3 separate regions of the Homo sapiens genome follow, and regions 1 and 2 are each linked to region 3. Evidence: read pairs that join two places in POLR2A ChIA-PET (ENCODE). Cell type or tissue: OCI-LY7. All regions are shown on one strand. Each heading gives the region's core, and the rest is flanking DNA. Links, peaks and the distances in the headings are about the cores only. Region 1 has its middle 66 kb from the start of SORL1. Region 2 has its middle 73 kb from the start of SORL1. Region 3 has its middle 36 kb from the start of SC5D.

Region 1 (4,134 bases), core at 780-3,279, 57 kb before region 3:
ATATATATATCTCACAGTTTCTTTATCCACTTGTTGATTGATGGGCATTTGGGTTGGTTCCACGTTTTTGCAATTGCAAATTGTGCTGCCATAAACATGCATGTGCAAGTATCTCTCTTGCGCAATGACTTCTTTTCCTCTGGGTAGATACTCAGTAGTGAGATTGCTGGATCAAATGGTTGTTCTACTTTTAGCTCTTTAAGGAATTTCCACACTGTTTTTCATAGTGGTTGTACTAGTTTACATTCCCACCAGCAATGTAGAAGTGTAAGCTTTTTAACCACATCCACGCCAACATCTATTATTTTTTGATTTTTTGATGACGGCCATTCTTGCAGTAGTAAGGTGTCCACCTGCCTCTCCACATGACTATCCATTCCTTGTGGTCAGGGGCCATGTATGACCATGGGTGAATGATCAGACACATGATGGGTGTTCTTTAACAAGCTGAGCTTACAACAGGGACTGAGGAGTTGTATGGGGGAGGCAACAATTTACCTCTACCCTCTTAGGGTTTTTCAGCTGGGCCTAAGAATTAAATTGACATAAGACACATCAACAGGAGAAAAGCAAACAAATTTATTTAATAAAGTTTTCCATGGCACAGGAGCCTTCATAAGGAAACAAAGAGCCAAAGACACAGAGTTGAACATTTACATGCTGACCAGGACAAAGAGTAGTAAATTATGAAAATGCGACAAGGCAGAGGAGATTGGGCTAGAGTAGTTGTTGGGTGGAGAAGTAGCTAGGCATCTAGGTTTAGTCTAACAAGATTTGTTTATATAGATTCCCTTCCACCTCAACTTTTTGTCCTTGATGATGAGAATGATACTTTCCTTCTGGTATCGGGAGGACATCTTTCACATGGGAATTTCCTCTCCTTCTTTTAAGAAACAGAAGCAAAGTCAGAGTGATCTTCTCGCACCTGCTGGTTTTTGTTTTTGTTTTGTTTTTTAAGATGGAGTCTCGCTCTGTGGCCAGGCTGGAGTGCAGTGGCGCGATCTCAGCTCACTGCAACCTCCGCCTCCTGGGTTGAAGTGATTCTCCTGCCTCAGCCTCCCCAGTAGCTAGGACTACAGGCACACGCCACCATGCCCGCCTAATTTTTGTATTTTTAGTAGAGACGTGGGTCTCACCATGTTGGCCAGGATGGTCTCAATCTCTTAACCTCATGATCACCCGCCTCGGCCTCCCAAAGTGCTGGGATTACGGGCATGAGCCACTGCGCCCAGCCGAACCTGCTGTTTTTAATGTCCCTTTAATTCAACATAGTCAGTATGTCAGAGAAACATATTACAGACAGTGAGAAGGCAACAGTATAGTACTAGAGGTGGGAAGGAAAGAAGCTAAGACAGCCATAGAGTTCCGTACCTGTCATCTACTGCCACAGTAATGCTACATAAAAAATGGTCATGAAATCCAGTGGCTTCAAACAATAAGCTTTTATTTAACTCATGAATGTATAGGTCAGCTGGGCAGTTCTGATCCCAGATAGACTCCCTTGTGTCTTTGTGCTCAGTTTGCAGGTCAGCTTCAGGGTAGCTTTGCAAATCTTAGCTGGGCTCTCTCACATGTCCAGGACCCCAGCCTGGGTCCATGTAGTCTCTCATCCCAACAGACTAGTCCAGGTTTTGACTCATGGCCAAGGCAGATTTCAAGAAAGGGAGTAAAGTTTCCATGACCCTTTAATGCCTAGGCTTGGACAGGCACATCTTACACCATTACTTTTGCTTCATTGCATTGGCCCAGCAATCCAAAAGGCCAGCCCAAGTCAAGAGGCAGCGAAGTAGACTCTACCTCCTGATAAGAAGAGCTACGAGCTGAATTGTAACAACAAGGTTACAAGGATGGGAATAATCAGGGCCATTTTTGCAATCAACTGCCATAGTTTTACATTGATTTAGACTCTGTGCAAATGCCAGGGCACTGTTGCAATGGGTCTTAACTTTAATGCTGTCAACTTCAGGAGGCTGCTGGGCTGCAAACCCGGGCCACTGTTCATTATTTGCACATCAGTCACCCAAAGCAAATGTTCTTTTCTAGACTGTCTTCTTAGCTGCTTCCTCCTACTGTCCAGCTGGTGTGTGTTCATTTAATTCAGACTTGGTCTAAAATTAGGGTGAGCAAAACATGATTAGAGAGGCAAATCTGTTGGAAAAAAAAGTAAAACCAAACTAAAACTAAATTTAAATACTTTTAAGTTAGCTCCATTCATATTACCTCTGTTCCCAAAATCAATGTAGACACTTGAGTTGTTCATGTGTACGTGTATTTTTAATTTAATATTTTGAATACGTAATACATTAACTAAAGTTTAAATGATTGCATGTGAATCTTCCTTCATATCCTCTGCCCTAGTCACTTAGTTCTCCTCAGAGGCAAATAATGTTATTTTTATGGGTATTTCAGAAATGCACATATAATTAGATATAAACAAATACATACATATGTTCTCTCTTTGATTCTGTTTTGCTTTTATTTTTTCAATTAACATCTTATCCATAAAGATCTTTCCAAATCAAGGCATAAATACTTTCTCATTCTTTTGTAGGTCTGCATACTTTTCCATTGTATAGATGTATCATAACTCATTTCATCAGTACCCTATTGATAGCTATTTAATTTGTTTCCATTCTTTTGCTATAGTATAATTAAATCTAGAGAGGAGAGGGCTTGTAACACAGTGATGAATTCCAAAATTTGGCCTTATAAGTGGATTGATGACAATGACTGCTCTATTGTCTCCTGATTGGAGTCTTTGTCTTAGTTTGTCATCTTGTGATATGAAAAACAAACAGAAAATTCCATGAAGACCTTGGTTTTGGCATGTGCCCTGCATTTTTGGAACTTTATGTTCTAAAAGACTTCTAGAGGAAGCCATATGGGATAGTGGAGAGATGGGAAGGAAGCAGAATGATATGATTAAAAATATAATCAGCTGGCCAGGTGCAGTGGCTCATGCCTGTAATCCCAGTACATTGGGAGGCCAAGGCGGGAGGATTGCTTGAGGCCAGGAGTTCAAAACCAGCAACACAGCGAGATCTCATCTCCACAACTTTTTTTTGAGTTAGCTGGGCATGGTGGTGTGCACCTGTAGTCCTAGCTATTCAGGAGGCTGAAGCTGAAGGATCGCTTGAGCCCATGATTTAGAGGCTGATTTTATATTATATAAAATAAGCTATGTTGCATTTTCAAAGGGCTGTTGAGAACTGTTCAGGGGAAATGCAGTTTGTCAGGTGTCTCTTCACACTTAGGGCTCTGCCATGTCAGCCAGCTGTGCGTTGCTGCTGTGGTGCTTTCTGTTCCAGGGAGTGAAATGGAGCTGTGCAGAACGGGCATCCTGAAAAAACTGTGATGCGGCCATGATAACTGGATTCTTAGGGATCCTAGAAAAACTCAGAATAGCCTAAATCAGGGGTCCTCAACCCCCGGCCACTGACCAGTACCCATCCGTGGCCTGTTGGGAACCGGGCCACACAGCAGGAGTTGCGCTGTGGGCCAGCAAGCATTACAGCCCGAGCTCCGCCTCCTGTCAGATTCTCATAGGAGTGCAAACCCTATTGTGAACTGAGCATGCGGGATCTTGTGCACTCCTTATGAGATTCTAATGCCTGCTGATCTAAGACGGAACGGTTTAATCTCAAAATCATCCCCTCCCGCCTCCCCCACCCCATATCCGTGGAAAAATTGTCTTCCGCAAAACCGGGTCCCTGGTACCAAAATAAAATGGTGAACGCTGGCCTAAATGACACAGTCACCACCTAAGATGCTAGGAGGCCACTGGTATCTTCATTTATCCAGCACCACAGTGTACACCAATTGTTTCCAAATGCTAGCTCGTGTACCTGCTGCCTCAAAATCACCCCAGATCTTTTGTAGAGCCCCAACTTATCAGACTCATGGAATCAGCCTCTCTGGAATCTAAAATAAGCTCGCTAGGTGACTCGGAAGCATCGTCAGGACTGGGAACTCTACCAAGGCAACAGTGCAGATAAACATGACTGCATTTAGAAACCAGGAAGCTCAGACCTTACAGGCTCTATATATGGAAGACACCAAATGTTCTGAGCTCTACCAGCCTGATGCTCAAGCATGGAAAGGACTTAGCATTCTCTCTGGCTTCAAAAGGTTCAA
Region 2 (4,134 bases), core at 949-3,448, 51 kb before region 3:
AGACCAGCCTGACCAACAAGGTGAAACCCCATCTCTACTAAAAATATAGACATTAGCTTGGCGTGGTGGCAGGCACCTGTAGTCCCAGCTACTCGGGAGGCTGAGACAGGAGAATTTCTTGAACCCAGGAGGCAGAGGTTGCAGTGAGACAAGATTGAACCACTGCACTCCAGCCTGGGTGACGGAGTGAGACTCCATCTCAAAAAAAAAAAAAAAAAAAAAAAAAAGAATGTGTATTCTGCAGTTTTTTGGGTAGAATGTTCTGTAAATACCTACCCATTTGTTGTAGGGTATAATTTAGTCCACTGTTTCTTTGTTGACTTTCTGTCTTGATGACCTGTCTAGTGCTGTCAGTGGAATATTAAAGTCCTGCACTATTATTGTGTTGCCGTCTGTCTCATTTCTTAGGTCTAGCAATAATTATCTTATACATTTGGGAGTTCCAGTGTTAGATGCACATATATTTAGAATTGTGATATTTTCCTGTTGGACTAGTCCTTTTATCATTATATAATGTCCCTCTTTGTCTTTTTTAACTGCTATTGCTTTCAAGTTTGTTTTGTCTGATATAAGAATGGCTACTCCTGCTCACTTTTGGTGTCCATTTGCATGGAATATCTTTTTCCACCTCTTTACCCTAAATTTATGTGAGTCCTTACATGTTAGGTCAGTCTCCTGAAGACAGCAGAAACTTGGTTGGTGAATTCTTATCCATTCTGTCATTTTGTATCTTTTAAGGGAGCATTTAGGCCGTTTACATTCAATGTTAGTATTGAGATGTAATACTATTCATTGTGCTATTTGTTGCCTGAATACCTTGGATTTTTAAAAATTATGTTATTGTTATATAGGTCCTGTGAGATTTATGCATTAATTAGGTTCTATTTTGGTATGTTCCAAGGATTTGTTTCCAGATTAAGTGCTCCGTTTAGCAGTTCTTGTAATGCTGGCTTGGTAGTGGCAAATTCTCTCAGCATTTGTTTATCTGGAAAATACTTTATCTTTCCTTCATTTATGAAGCTTAGTTTCACTGGATACAAAATTCTTGGCTGATAATTGTTCTGTTTAAGGAGGCTAAAAATAGGACCCAAATCCCTTCTAGCTTGTAGGATTTCTGCTAAGAAATCTGCTGTTAATCTGATGGGTTTTCCTTTATAGGTTACCTGATGCCTTTGCCTCACAGCTCTTAAGATTCTTTTCTTTGTCTTGACTTTAGATAACCTGCTGACTATGTGCCTAGACAATAATCTTTTTGCAACGAGTTTCCCAGGTGCTCTTTGAGCTTCTTTTATTTGGATGTCTAGATCTTTAGCAAGGGCAGAGAAGTTTTCCTAAATTATTCCCTCAAATATGTTTTCCAAACTTTTAGATTTCTGTTCTTCCTCTGTAACACCAATCATTCTTAGGTTTGTACATTTAACATAGTCCCAAACTTCTTGGAGGCTTTGTTCATTTTTTAAAAATTTTCTTCTTTGTCTTTGATGGATTGGGTTAACTTGAAAGCTTTGTCTTTGAACTCTGAAGTTCTTTCTTCTGCTTGTTTGATTCTATTGCTGAGACTTTGCAGTGCATTTTGCATTTCTCTAAGTGTGTCCTGGATTTCCGGAAGTTGGGATTATTTTTTATTTATGCTGTCTATTTCACTGAAGACTTTTCCTTTCATAGCCTGTATCATGTTTTCGATTTATTTAAGTTGGACTTCACCTTTCTCTGGTGCCTCCTTGATTAGCTTCATAATTGACCTTCTGAATTCTTTTTCCGGCAATTCAGAGATTTTGTCTTAGATCCATTGCTGGTGAGTTGGTGTGATCTTCTGGGGGTGTTAAAGAACCTTGTTTTGTCATATTACCAGAATTGTTTCTCTGGTTCCTTCTCATTTGGGTAGACTGTGTCAGGGGGAAAATCTGGGATTCAAAGGCTGCTGTTCAGATTTTTGTGTCTCACAGGGTGCTCCCTTGATGTGGTGTTCTCTCCCTTCCCCTATGAACAAGGCTTCCTGAGAGCTGAACTGTAGTGATTGTTTTTGTTGTTCTGGGTCTAGCCACCCAGCAGAGCTAGCTACTGGGCTCTGGGCTGGTACTGGGGAGTGTCTGCAAAGAGTCCTGTGATGTGATCTGTCTTCAGGTCTTGCAGCCATGGATACCAGCACCTGCTCTGGTAGAGGTAGCAAGGGAGTGAAGTGGACTCTGTGAGGGTCCTTGGTTGTGTTTTTGTTTAGTGCGCTGGTTTTGTGTTGGTGGGCCTCCAACCAGGAGGTGGCGCTTTCAAGAGTGCATCAGCTGCAGTCCTATAGGGAGAATGCAGACTTGCCCTAGGTACACCTGGTTAAGCATTCAGGTCTCTCAGGCAGTGGGCAGGGTCATAGAGCTCCCAAGGGGTTATCACCTTTGTCTTTGGCTACCAGGGTGGATAGAAAAAGACCACCAGGTGGGGGCAGGAATAGGCCTATATGAGCTCAGCCTCTCCTTGGGCAGGGCTTGCTGTGGCTGCTGTGGGGGATGGGCATGTGATTCCCAGTTTAGTGGGGTTATATTCTCAGGGGGATTATGGCTGCCTCTGCTGAATCATACAGGTCACCAAGGAAGTAGGGGAAAGCTGGCAGTCACAGGCCTCACCCCACTCCCATGCAGTCCACAGTCCTAAAAGCCAGTCTGACTTCCACCATGCTCCTCCAACAGCACCGAGTCTATTTCCAGGCAGCCAGTGTCTATTTCTCAGCCAGGGCTGAGAACTTGCCCCAGACCACGAGCCTCCCCATTGAGAAAGCAAGCAGACTCACAGTTTTTCAGTGTTTTAGGGAGCCTGCAGGGGTGATCCGGTTTCTTTAAAGGGTCTGTGGATTCTCTTGGCTTTCCTGGTATGTTTTTGTGGTAGTTCTTGGAGCAGAAGTTCACGATGTGAGTCTCCACACACTGCTCTGTCTGTCTGAGTAGGAGCTGCAAGCTAGTCCTGCCTCCTGTCCTCCGTCTTAATCCATGCCTGGCTAATTTTTAAATTTTTTGTAGAGATGTTGCTCAGGCTGGCCTCAAATTCATGGCCTCAAACAATCCTCCCACCTTGGCCTCCTAAAGTGTTGGGATTACATGTGTGAGCCACCATACCCAGCACCAATAATTCTTTAATATCATATACTATCTAGTCCATGATCAAAGTTTCTCCCCAAATTTTCCTCAAAATATTTTACGACAGATTTTCTTCCCCTAAATCAGCATCCAATCAAGTTTCAATCATTGTATTGGCAATTATTCTTTTTAAGTATCTTCAAATATAGAATGGTCTCTTCTCCCTGCCTTTTTGTCATGACCTTGCTGTGTTAAAGAAACTAAACTATACCAGCTGTCCTGGATTGGTCTTTGTATTTTGGGTAAGCTTTGGCAGTTTGTTAGATGTATGTGCATAGTGTTGTTTATAGTCTTCCCTTACTGATTGTCTGTTTAATGTCTGTTTGGGTCTGTACTGATATCTCCTCTTCAATCCCTGATATGAATAACCTCAGACTTCCTTGTTTTTTCTTTATCAGTCTTGTTAGATGTTTATCAATGTTATTGCTCTTTTAAAATAAATAGCTTTTATTTTCTCTATTTCCTGTTTTCAATTTTGTTGGTTTTTTGTCTTAGCTGTGTTATTTCCTGATTTCCTGATGCTCTCTCTCTGTCTCTCTCTCTCTCCTTCCAAGATGTTTTTATTTTTTAGTTTTCAGCAATTTGATTTTAATATGTCTTGGTACGGATTTCTTTGAATTTATGCTCTCTGGGATTTGCTGAACTTCTTGAATCTACACATTCATGTCTTTTACCAAATTTGGGACATTTCTGCTATTATTTTTTCAAACTTTTTTTCCTATACATCATTCTTTCTACTCTTTTCCAGGATTCCAATGACATAAATTTTAGACTTTTGGTATTGCCTCATATGTTCCTGCGGCTCTGTTAATTTTTTTCCTCATCTTTCCCCTCTTTGTTCTTCAGATTGAATAATTGAATAATTTCTATTTATCTATTTTCTTTCTTTTTTTTTTTTTTTTAAGACAGAGTCTTGCTCTGTTGCCCAGGCTAGAGTGCAGTGGTGCAACCTTGGCTCACTGCAACCTCTGCCTCCTGGGCTCAAGCGATTCTCCTGCCTCAGCCTCCTGAG
Region 3 (4,134 bases), core at 1,011-3,510:
GACTTCATCAGTAATAAAGTGGGTATGTTGATCTTTCATGTGAGGTCGCCTTGTCATGTTACTTAATTGATTCAGATCTCCAGCAGGGAAGAGAAGTGCGATGTCATGAACCTCCTAGAACCCCAACACAATGACAACAGAAGGTGTGGAGTGGGGAGGGCAAGCGATGTGGCTTGCCAGGTCTGGAAGAGGCTGCTCAAAGGAGGCCTTTATCTTGAAGGCCATGTATGGGATCGCTCTGAACTGGGTTTTATTTATTTTTATTTTTTTTGAGACGGAGTGTCGCTCTGTCACCCAGGCTGGAGTGCAGTGGCACGATCTCGACTCACTGCAACCTCTGCCTCCTGGGTTCAAGCGAATCTCCTGCCTCAGCCTCCCAAGTAGCTGGGACTAGAGGCACCCACCACCACGCCTGGATAATTTTTTGTATTTTTAGTAGAGACGGGGTTTCACAGTGTTAGCCAGGATGCTCTCGATTTCCTGACCTCGTGATCTGCCCGCCTCGGCCTCCCAAAATGCTGGGATTACAGGCGTGAGCCGCCGCACCCAGCCCTGAACTGGGTTTTAAGCTGGCAGGTAACCCACTCAGAATTGTGTTCTAGGTTACTTTCCTTGGCAACACTGGACATGAGGGTAGGCTGTGGGGTAGCAATAAGACCAAAGGCAAGGAGACCAATCTAGAAGTGACTGCATCATGTGCACCAGGGAGGTTGAGGCCTGAGCCATGGCAGGGAACAAACACAGAGAAGAGGGCTGATCAAGCATATGGTTAGGATCCTACATAGAGAAGATGAACGAGCCACCAGTTGTGCTGTTGCGAATAAGGAAGACTAATCTGGGATAAGCCTCGGTTTTCTGACTTTGGTAATTAAGTGGATTAAAATGCCAGTTTCATAGACAGAAAACAAACAAACAAAAAGGATCCAAATAGGGAGATGTGAGGCAATGACCCATCTAGTTTTGCCATGTTGATTTCCATGTGTGGATCTCCAGGGAGATGTCTAGCAGACTACAGTTGGGTAAGAGTCTAAAGTCCAGCAGCAATGTCAGTCTTGGAGATTTACATTTGGGAGCCATCAGCATAGGGAGGTGAGCATTAAAATAATGACTGTGTGAGATAACAAAAAAATAAATCAATAGACCAGAAGAAAACCCTTAGGGGAATGCAAACATTTAAAAGTTGGCAGAGGAGAAAGTCCCTGTAAAACAGAACAAAAAGCAATGATCAGAGAAATAGGAGGAGAATCATAAGAGATGTCAAAGAAGCAGAGAATTTGGAAAGGTCTGGATAAGAAACAGTCTCAAATGAAAAGCCCAGTTAGAATAACACTGGGAGTGTCCAGTGTCTTTGACAATTTGGAGGTGATGCTTTTGAAAGCAGTTTGAGTTGAGTGGTAAGGTCAGAAGCCAGGCAGCAGTGAGTTTAGAAGTGAGGAAGTAAAGACTCCAAGTATTTATCATTACAAAATAGGTGTTATTTTCAAGACGCTTGGCTGAGAAGTAAAGGAGAGGTCAAGAGAGCCTTGCTCCTCGATAGGTGAGTTTTGATGTATTTATAGGCTGAGGGCAGTGAGCTACTGAAAGGCAAGAGAGTTAATTTATAGAAGAAAGGAAACTGTGCATGGAGCAAGGTCCCAAAGGGGAAGGGAGATAATGAATGAAAGCTGATATGAGGGTGGGGAGAAGAGTGTGTGTGTGTGTGTGTGTGTGTGTGGTGTGTGTGGTGTGTGTGTGTGTGTGACAGAGAATGGGCTGGTGGGAGGTGGTATCTTCTTCCCTGAGACTGAAGAAGAGGGAAGGGTGGTTACAGGTGTGATAGAGGTTGCTTGGTTGTTGATGCTGTTTTTCTTATGGAGGCAGGAGGTGAGGGAGGAAGCAGAAGAAGTTCATGCTGGTGGCCTCGGTTTTCATGATGAAATAGGCTAGGCCATGTGCTGACAGAGTGACTTAAGAAGAAGAGTGAAGGCTTGGTGTGAGCACCAGGCAGAATGGGAGAGGAGACGCCAGCCAAGGAAACGGTGATCTACTCTAGAGTTGGCCTGGTTAGAGGGGAGAGGAAAGACGGGAGGATCCTGCAGGCTGGGTGAAAATGGAGGGAGCAGGGAACTTGGTATTCTGTCTAATCCTAACAGTGGCAATGGTCTGCCTGCCTTCACTTTCCCAGTATCCAGCCTCTTTCCCATGCCGCATCCCCTGAGCCTGCACCAGAGCAATGCTGTTGCAGTGTAAGTCCATCACGTCCCTCCTCTGCTCAGTAGCCTGCTCCTATCTCATTCCACGTGAAAGCCAAAATCCTTTCAAATCCTGTCAGTTCTCTGTGTGATCTGGCCTCTGTGAACTCTGACTCCATCCTCTACTCAACTATATCAGCGTCCTCACCCTTTCTTAGGGTACTGCGCTCACGCCCACCTCAGGAGCTTGCACTGTGTTCCCTTGCCTGGAATTCTTCTCCACCAGATGACAAGATCCCTCACTCTCTTCCACCCTTAGCTCTTTTGCGCAGGTGTCTCCGTCCCCATGAGGCATCCCTGACCGCCTATCAAATCTTACCACTTCCTGCTCGCTCCCCTGACATTTCCTCTGCATTTCTCTGCCTTGTTTTCTACCCAGCACTTGATACTGACTTGAATACTGCATGTTTTACTTACCTTGTATATTTTCCGCCTGCCCCAGTAGAGTAGCGATTTAAATCTGTTCTGCTCATTTCTGTATCCCCCGTACCACAGCAGTGTCTGGTACTGAGTAAGAGCTCAATGAATATTGCTTGGACGAGTTCTGATTCAAGGCTGACCTCCTATACCCTGGCTAAAAATGCATGGTTCTCAAATTGTTTCATAGGCATTAGTTTTGTTTAATTAGAGCAGATTGCTTTTAAAAGTAGAGACCTGGTTTACGTGTCATGCCTGTTGATTAATACAATATAATGGCCCTCATCACTCAATTGCATCTGTCCTTTGTCCCATCCACCACTTTATACCTGATCACCTCATCCTGTTCCGACTACCATGTATCCCTTTTCACGCCCTCAACTCCCCCTGTTACCTCGTCTCAGGGAAACCCCATCACTCCTGTGGAAATTATTCTGCTGATTTAATCTTTGCTTTTTAATCAGATATAAGGAGGTGGTGGTAGAAGTGGAGAATGTATTCAGACCATCATACATCATTTTATGGAAGAAAAAGCCTGACACTTTCATTGGCAAATAAATCCTGGAGCTCTGAGTACTGGGAAGGACCTAAGAGGTCAGCTCATCCATCTTCACATCTCTGGGCAGCTCTGCACTGAAAATCCATCCCCTAAATGCAGCTGTCTAGTGGTTTCCCTCACTATTCTCTAAGGAAGCTACCTTCCTGACCTTCTTTGATAAGCCATTTTAGTATCTTAGTAGAAAGCATGAAATTGTTACTAAAGCACCTGCAGTGCAGTAGGGTTACGAAATTGGAGCACAAATGGAGTTAGGAGGCTGGACTCTGAGACCAGAACAACCTGGGTTTGAATTCTGAATTGAACACCAACTAACTGGGTGACCTTGTGCAAGTTAACCTCTTAAAAAAATGAAATAATAAAAAAGACAGTCCTGAAGATGTTATATGCACATATATACACATATATAATATATGTAAATGATAAATATATACTCAATAAATACAGACGTACAAATATATACTCGACAAATGTCTCTTCTCTTCTTCCTTTCTTCTATTCCTCCCCCTACCCCACTGACATGCATTTCATATTTAATAAGCTATCTAAGTCTATTATAGAATTTTCAAGTCTAAAAGATTCATTCAGCTTGATGATATCCCAGACTTTTACGAGGACTATTTCTAAATCATTCCTACTTGAAGAAAAATACAGTCAACTTAGAGGTTAGATCCACAGGCTATGAAGGTTGGATTTGAATCCCAGCTTCAAAATGTATCAGTTGTGTGAATGTGGGCACTTGTGCTCATGAAATCTTCATTTCCTCATCTGTAAAATGGTTGTAAGATATCTGCTTATCTGTGGGGTTCTTGCAATGATTCGGTGAGATTATGTATGGAGAGGATTTGGCATAGTGGCCTGGGACTTAGTGTGTGCTTAATATCTGATAATGATGATGATAATGCTAGCTAATATTTAATACGTATTGCC

What was found. ChIA-PET counts read pairs that join two places held together with the same protein. Peaks named below come from ENCODE experiments on the same cell type or tissue, not always from the same donor. Only the 100,000 strongest peaks of a DNase experiment are listed, where the experiment ranks them.
Region 1: POLR2A ChIA-PET joins it to region 3 with 5 read pairs; 4 of 35 experiments call an interaction of 5 or more read pairs at or near these places.
Region 2: POLR2A ChIA-PET joins it to region 3 with 6 read pairs; 6 of 35 experiments call an interaction of 5 or more read pairs at or near these places.

What each region holds. Positions count from the first base shown.
Region 1 is chr11:121,383,790-121,387,923 of GRCh38, reverse strand. No RefSeq gene overlaps it. Among named protein-coding and RNA genes, the nearest start is that of SORL1, 66 kb to the left of the region's middle. In OCI-LY7, for the core only: a CTCF peak has its summit at 2,064 (motif pointing left); a DNase peak (open chromatin) is centred at 2,053; H3K4me3 peaks cover 949 bases; H3K27ac peaks cover 2,212 bases.
Region 2 is chr11:121,377,512-121,381,645 of GRCh38, reverse strand. No RefSeq gene overlaps it. Among named protein-coding and RNA genes, the nearest start is that of SORL1, 73 kb to the left of the region's middle. In OCI-LY7, for the core only: CTCF peaks have their summits at 2,064 and 2,267 (motif pointing right); DNase peaks (open chromatin) are centred at 1,984 and 2,325; H3K4me3 peaks cover 1,131 bases; H3K27ac peaks cover 2,500 bases.
Region 3 is chr11:121,326,845-121,330,978 of GRCh38, reverse strand. No RefSeq gene overlaps it. Among named protein-coding and RNA genes, the nearest start is that of SC5D, 36 kb to the right of the region's middle. In OCI-LY7, for the core only: no CTCF peak of the experiment used is centred there; DNase peaks (open chromatin) are centred at 1,542, 1,898 and 2,558; H3K4me3 peaks cover 1,464 bases; H3K27ac peaks cover 2,325 bases.